2 separate regions of the Homo sapiens genome follow, and region 2 is linked to region 1. Evidence: read pairs that join two places in POLR2A ChIA-PET (ENCODE). Cell type or tissue: Caco-2. All regions are shown on one strand. Each heading gives the region's core, and the rest is flanking DNA. Links, peaks and the distances in the headings are about the cores only.

Region 1 (2,904 bases), core at 291-2,790:
GGACACTTCAGAATTGCCAAGTGAAATTATTCTTGGGACAGACAGCTTTTGAGTGGGAGGCTTTTGAGTTACTAAACAGTGTTTTGGGACAAATTGTGCATAAAGGTGCATTATGGGCTGAGCAATGGCTGAGCAGGGTCACTGGAGGGTGTAGGACAAGAGGATGCAGAAAAGATCCTGCAGGATGTGCCTGGGGGGCATCTAAGATATTTATGGTGACTATTTTCCTTACGCTGCCTAGAGGACAATCACTGCTTGTTTCTTCCTGAATCCTTGGTTTTGTTTTAACTTTTACGTAATTTTATATTATTGTAGGAAAAACTGGAAAACAAAGAAGGGTCAGGAACTCCCAGAGAGGGGAATAGGCCACAGAACATTCTCTACTACTAATTAAGGGTTGGGCAAAAGGAAAAACATTTTCCAAACACCTGACCTTTAAGAGCGACTTTTCCTAGCCCTGTGGGCCTTAGAAAGTTTAATGGCCATCGAGACTCATTCCTTGGTGGAAACTAGCATAAACCCATTTGTTTTAGGTAAGAGCAACTTCACTGGCGCTGGAAAATAGTTTTGGATACACAGTGCACTTCATTCCAAGAGATCTTACTAGAGATCCCCGACAGTCAGAAGATTTCCCGCTTGATCAGATATTTCTCGACGTGTGTTATTGCTTTGCTTGTCACAGTTTTCTAGGAAACTGGTGTCAGGTAACACTCCTAGCTGCCTCCCATGAGGAGTTACCTCTAGAGCGCAGAGTTTTATCTGGCACTGAAAACTTGCTGGTTGGTTTTCTAGATCCATGTTTATTTTCAGTTCAAAGACAAAGTAGAAAACTTGAGAGTGGAAAATGTTACCTTTTAGTTCACACTCCTAATCCCTTAGTCCCCATAAAATAAACATTCTAAAGTGTAAGCAGTAGAAATAATGGAAACTCCACAGAAACAGAAATAAATTAGTTTCTTTCAGTCTTGGTGGAGGTCCTTTTGCCGAACACCATACTCCACTGTGAACAGAATTCATCTTGAACGAAGAAGAAATCTTTGGCCTATTTCACCATGTCTCCAGCATTGCATAACAGACATTTTTCAAATTCAGTTTCTTCTCCAACTGCAGCAAAAAGGCAAAGAGTAGTCTGTTTCAGGAGTCTGAAAAATAGAAAAAAAAACCATGTTTGAGTAGTTTAAGAATAGCTTTCTCCTCTGGTGTTAAACCGTTAACATGTTATAGCTCTAGAGTTTGAGGCCAAAAGAAAATTCAAGAGCAGAGTGATGGTTCGCTAGATAAGGCTGATCTGTGTTTGGAATATTTTACTTAGCAGACGTGGAGAAGCAGAGTCTGCACCACTCTATAAGAGCAGGCACAGCTACGCCATGCAGCATTCTAAACTTCCCAAGAGATTTACTTGGGGATACTGGCAGAATTCCCAGAACTTCCAAGTTTGGGATCTACAGTTTGCAGGATCCTGTGGAATGAGAATATTTAGGATTTAAAAAAATTTTTTTTTAATTTTTTGAGACAGAGTCTCACTTTGTCGCCCAGGCTGGAGTGTAGTGGCGAGATCTCGGCTCACTGCAACCTCCGTCTCCCGGGTTCAAGCAATCCTCCCGCCACAGCCTCCGGAGTAGCTGGGATTACAAGTGTGCACCACCATGCCCGGCTAATTTTTGTATTTTTAGTAAAGACGAGGTTTCACCACGTTGGCCAGGCTGGTCTTGAACTCCTGGGCTCAAGTGATCCGCCTGCCTTGTCCTCCCAAAGTGCTGGGATTACAGGTATGAACCACCACGCCCAGCCTTGTTTAGGATTTTAGATAAGGAATACTGTCACCTTGGATTTTTAGGTTTTATAGAGTAGGCACAGAAAGCAATGTTTGAAAAATGCATTTAGGACAACATGGAAGTTCATGGTCCTGGAACTTAGTATTAAAGCTTTGCTGCTTTCTCCCAAAGGCTATTAAGATTCATTGCCATTCTTGAATCCTGTAATCTCTTAGAAAGAGAAATAAACTACATTAAAAAAAAAAAAAAGAAACAAAACAACACTTAAGTCCCAGAAAATAATGTGTTCACCTCTCTAAAATGTAAATGCAATATGTTGCCTTTAATCTGAACTTACACATGGAAGGACTTATCTTTTAGGCCTAGAAAGTGCAAACTCTGCTGAAATCCTGCGAGTTGGCCTCCCACAGATCACTGAGAGGTCTGGAGCCAGATAAGGTGCTTGGTTAGTTTCTAGACAGAAGATATTGATGAAGAGAGGGAACGAGGAGCTTCAAATACTCCCCTAACATCTGGTTCAAGTCAGGGGAATAAACAGAAAACAGGAGTATTATAAGCACAACAAAGATGAACAAAAATAAAATATTTCAGGCCAGGCGCGGTGGCTCACGGGTGGATCACGAGGTCAGGAGATCAAGACCATCCTGTCTAACACGGTGAAACCCCGTGTCTATTAAAAAAATACAAAAAAATTAGCTGGGCGTGGTGGCAGGTGCCTGTAGTCCCAGCTACTCTGGAGGTTGAGGCAGGAGAATGGCGTGAACCCGGGAGGCGGAGCTTGCAGTGAGCCGAGATCGTGCCACTGCACTTCAGCCTGGGTGACAGAGCGAGACTGCGTCTCAAAAAAAAAAAAAAAAAGAAAAGAAAGAAAATATTTCTTTCTTTTCTTTTTTTTTAAAGGAAGATGCCAGATGGCTGTTTTTACATTTATTTAAACAGAAAATGTGCACACGAGCTGTCTACTCATTTTCTTCGCTGCACAGCCTGGCACTGGGGTTGGTGACTGTGATGGCCAGTTGGGCAGCTCTTTCCACGATGGCTTTGCGGTTCTTGGAGGAAACATTGTGAGCGATCTCGGCACAAGTACGATTGTTGCACATCAGCAGCACTTCCAGCTCCTTGACGTTGT
Region 2 (2,904 bases), core at 240-2,739, 140 kb before region 1:
ACAGCAGTCTCTCAGCCCAAAAGAGACTAGGGCAGCTAAGGAGGTCAAGGCAATTAGGTCATGGTTGTAGGTTCCTTTTTTTTTTTTTTTTTGCATATTGTAAACATCTACACCTCCTGCGATAACTCACGTACTCTATCCTCAAATTTGACATACCGCAAATTTAACTATTAAACATGGTTATCCACATCTTTCTACAAGGTATCACAAGGGTACCTTTGTGATACAAGGGTATCACAAAATCAGTAGAGTGAAGCCTTGCTAATGAACACATGCGCTGGAAAATAGATCTAAAATACCACGACCAGAACAAGCCACAGTCTTGGCGGCTGTCCTGGCCCACAAGAAATATTCCAGCCTTGAAGACTGAAGCCGATAAAATGCAGTCGTTTCAGCACTGCGTCCAGGGAAGAGTACCCGGAATGCTCGTTACACTGACCCCATCCTTTGAGAACTTCTAGCCACTCTAGCGTGTGTTTGGCCAACTGAGTCTGCAGGCAAAGCGCTGAGCGAACGCGAGGGCGCTGGCTGGTTTGCGAAACCTGTCATTCCTTCTGGAAACGCAGCGCCTGCCCAGGTTTTTCCTGGCTCTGAGCGAGCTACACCCCAGGCTTTCTCTGCCTCGGGAAGGCGGTGCCTGCTCGGGCCGCTGCCGCAGGAGGACTGGGTACCAAACCCGCTCGCTCCAGGCACCGCTGGCATCCAGGGCGGTACGCGACGGGGAACCCGAGGGTGGCTGGGCTCCCCGGCGGGCTCCACCACGAGTCCTGGCCTCACAGCTGACTTTCCGCATCTCGGAGCTCCGGAGGCCCGGCCCGGGGTCCATTCTCCACGGATCCCCCTCCGCGCAGCTCCTCCGCCTCGGGCTGCATGGCTCCCACCGGAAGAGTGCGCAGAAAGGCTCAGCCGCCGTGGGCAGGGCGCGGGTTTTATTATTGCGCATGGCGCAGTCGCCTCCCCTGGAGACCCGCGACAAAGATGCAAGCCCCCCGCCGCGCTCGCCGCTGCTCTGGCCCCGCCCCGGCGCGAAAGACCCTGAAAAGCCTCCAAAGAGGGGTTCGCACTCCTGAGTTTGCAGATGCGGCTGGATGGGCTGGGAAGTTCTCTCGGCGGAAATCGGAGGGACCCCCCCACCCCCACCCCCACCCCCAAAGACCCGCGCCTCCCGGCGCAGGTGGCCCGGCACGCCCGTACCTTGGTGGCGGGGTCCGAGGCAGCGATGGCGGGGTCCGCGGTGGTGTCTGGCGCCGCCTCGGCCGAGGGGCCGCCGCCGCTGGGCTCGGGCTCAGCCGGCGTGGAGCTCCCCTCGGGCGGCTGCTCCGGGCTGCGCTGCTCGGTGGAGCTCCCGGCGCCCATGGCTCCTCCGCACTTCTCCCGCGCCTAGCCGCCGGGTTACGCCTTCCCCAAGCCGCAGGGACAGGGGCAAGAGCCAAAAGACGCGCGCCCGCGAGGTCCCGAGAGCGCCTTCCTTCGCCGCCAGCCGACTGCGAACGCGCCCAGCCTGCGAATGAAGGAGACGCGCTCGCGGCAAACTCCTTAAAAGAAAAGGAAAAAAAAAAAAAGGCCACCTCTTAGCCTCCGCCCCCCTCCCCCCGGTTTTTCCCTCGCTTCATCACATGAGCACAGCCCCAGACACGCCCTGCAGCAGCATCTGCCCCCAGGCTGCCGGGACCAGAGGCGCTGCGACGCGCCAGCCCAGGTCCAGGCAGCCGCCCACCCGGCCCTCGGGCGCCTCCCGTTTCTAACAGGGCGACTAGAGCTGCGGGGACGACCCAGGGCCTCAGAAGGCAAGAGAGCAGGGGAGCAAAAAGCCTGCCGGGGACACTGGATTCTCTGGGGTTTATTAAATGATGGATCACCCAAGGCAGGAGCTTCTGCTGCAGCCGACTTTCAGCTCGCCCAGGAGCGAGTCCGAGTCCCCATTTGCTTTCCTGCAGATTGTGTTTAACTCCAAACATTTGTTCCAGCCTCCTCCCCATTAGCAGGAGAAAGGCAAGCGCTCCCTGGCTCCTCCTGAGTCCGACCATATTTGGGCACCTCACGTGGCAAGAGCAGGGAACCGAGAGGTTAACGCAGTCAGGCCACGGATGAGGTGGGCCACGCAGGCCCACGCTCTCCTATCCTCCGGAACAAGTGATGTCAGGCGATGCCATCAGCAGTGCTAGCCGCCCCCCTTCCCCCGGGGAACGGGGGGAAATGAGGCTGTTACCGGAAATGTGCCCGTCCTTCTTTGAGGGCCTGTGCTGGAAGTTACCCATCCAGGCCACCTCTGCTCCGCGCGATGCCGACACATGACAGCATAGATCTGTTCCTTTGCCGTCAGCCTTTCTCAAAAGATGAAGACTTTAAATAATACCAGCACAAGTGGCTTGCATCCTTTCATTTCCGACCCTTGAATATAATATGTATTACATGAGCATGGCAGCCAATCAATAAGTATTTGAACTAAATTAAATTTGTAGCTGGATTGCTTGGCGCAAAGCATTAAGGCTTTGGGGCTGAAAGACAAAATTTATTCCAGTTGTAACTAGCAACCGAGTGCCCCAGTTTTCACAAATACTTTGAATCTCCATTAAGAATGAAGAAACCAGCCTGGTTAACATAGCGAGACCTTGTCTCTACAAAAAATAAAAAAATTAGCCAGGCGCAGTGGTGCACCTGTAGTCCTAGCTACTCAGGAGGCTGGGGACGCTGGGGTAGAAGGATGACTTCAGCCCAGGAATTCGAGGCTGCAGTGAGCTATGACTGTGCCTCTGCACTCCATCCTAGTCGACAGAGCAAGATTCTGTCAAAAAAAAAAAAGAAAGAAAGAAGGAAGAAACTTTCGGAATATTCACACCAAATTCCAGATAAATATCTCATACTCAGATTTAGTACAATTTTGTAGAAAGGGTGTAAGCAGTA

Evidence for each region. Peaks named below come from ENCODE experiments on the same cell type or tissue, not always from the same donor. Only the 100,000 strongest peaks of a DNase experiment are listed, where the experiment ranks them.
Region 2: POLR2A ChIA-PET joins it to region 1 with 14 read pairs; 5 of 35 experiments call an interaction of 5 or more read pairs at or near these places.

The regions. Positions count from the first base shown.
Region 1 is chr6:151,099,764-151,102,667 of GRCh38, reverse strand. MTHFD1L (methylenetetrahydrofolate dehydrogenase (NADP+ dependent) 1 like) reads right to left here. Exons shown (of 28, transcript NM_015440.5): 28 at 781-1,142. The region is part of intron 3 of LOC124901432 (a long non-coding RNA gene); the gene reads left to right. It also overlaps the pseudogene RPL32P16. Among named protein-coding and RNA genes, the nearest start is that of MIR12131, 1.5 kb to the left of the region's middle. In Caco-2, for the core only: no CTCF peak of the experiment used is centred there; no DNase peak of the experiment used is centred there.
Region 2 is chr6:151,239,015-151,241,918 of GRCh38, reverse strand. AKAP12 (A-kinase anchoring protein 12) reads right to left here and starts at 1,952. Exons shown (of 5, transcript NM_005100.4): 1 at 1,860-1,952; 2 at 1,195-1,535. The coding sequence starts at 1,356. RefSeq lists enhancers at 985-1,562, 1,640-2,149. In Caco-2, for the core only: no CTCF peak of the experiment used is centred there; a DNase peak (open chromatin) is centred at 1,658.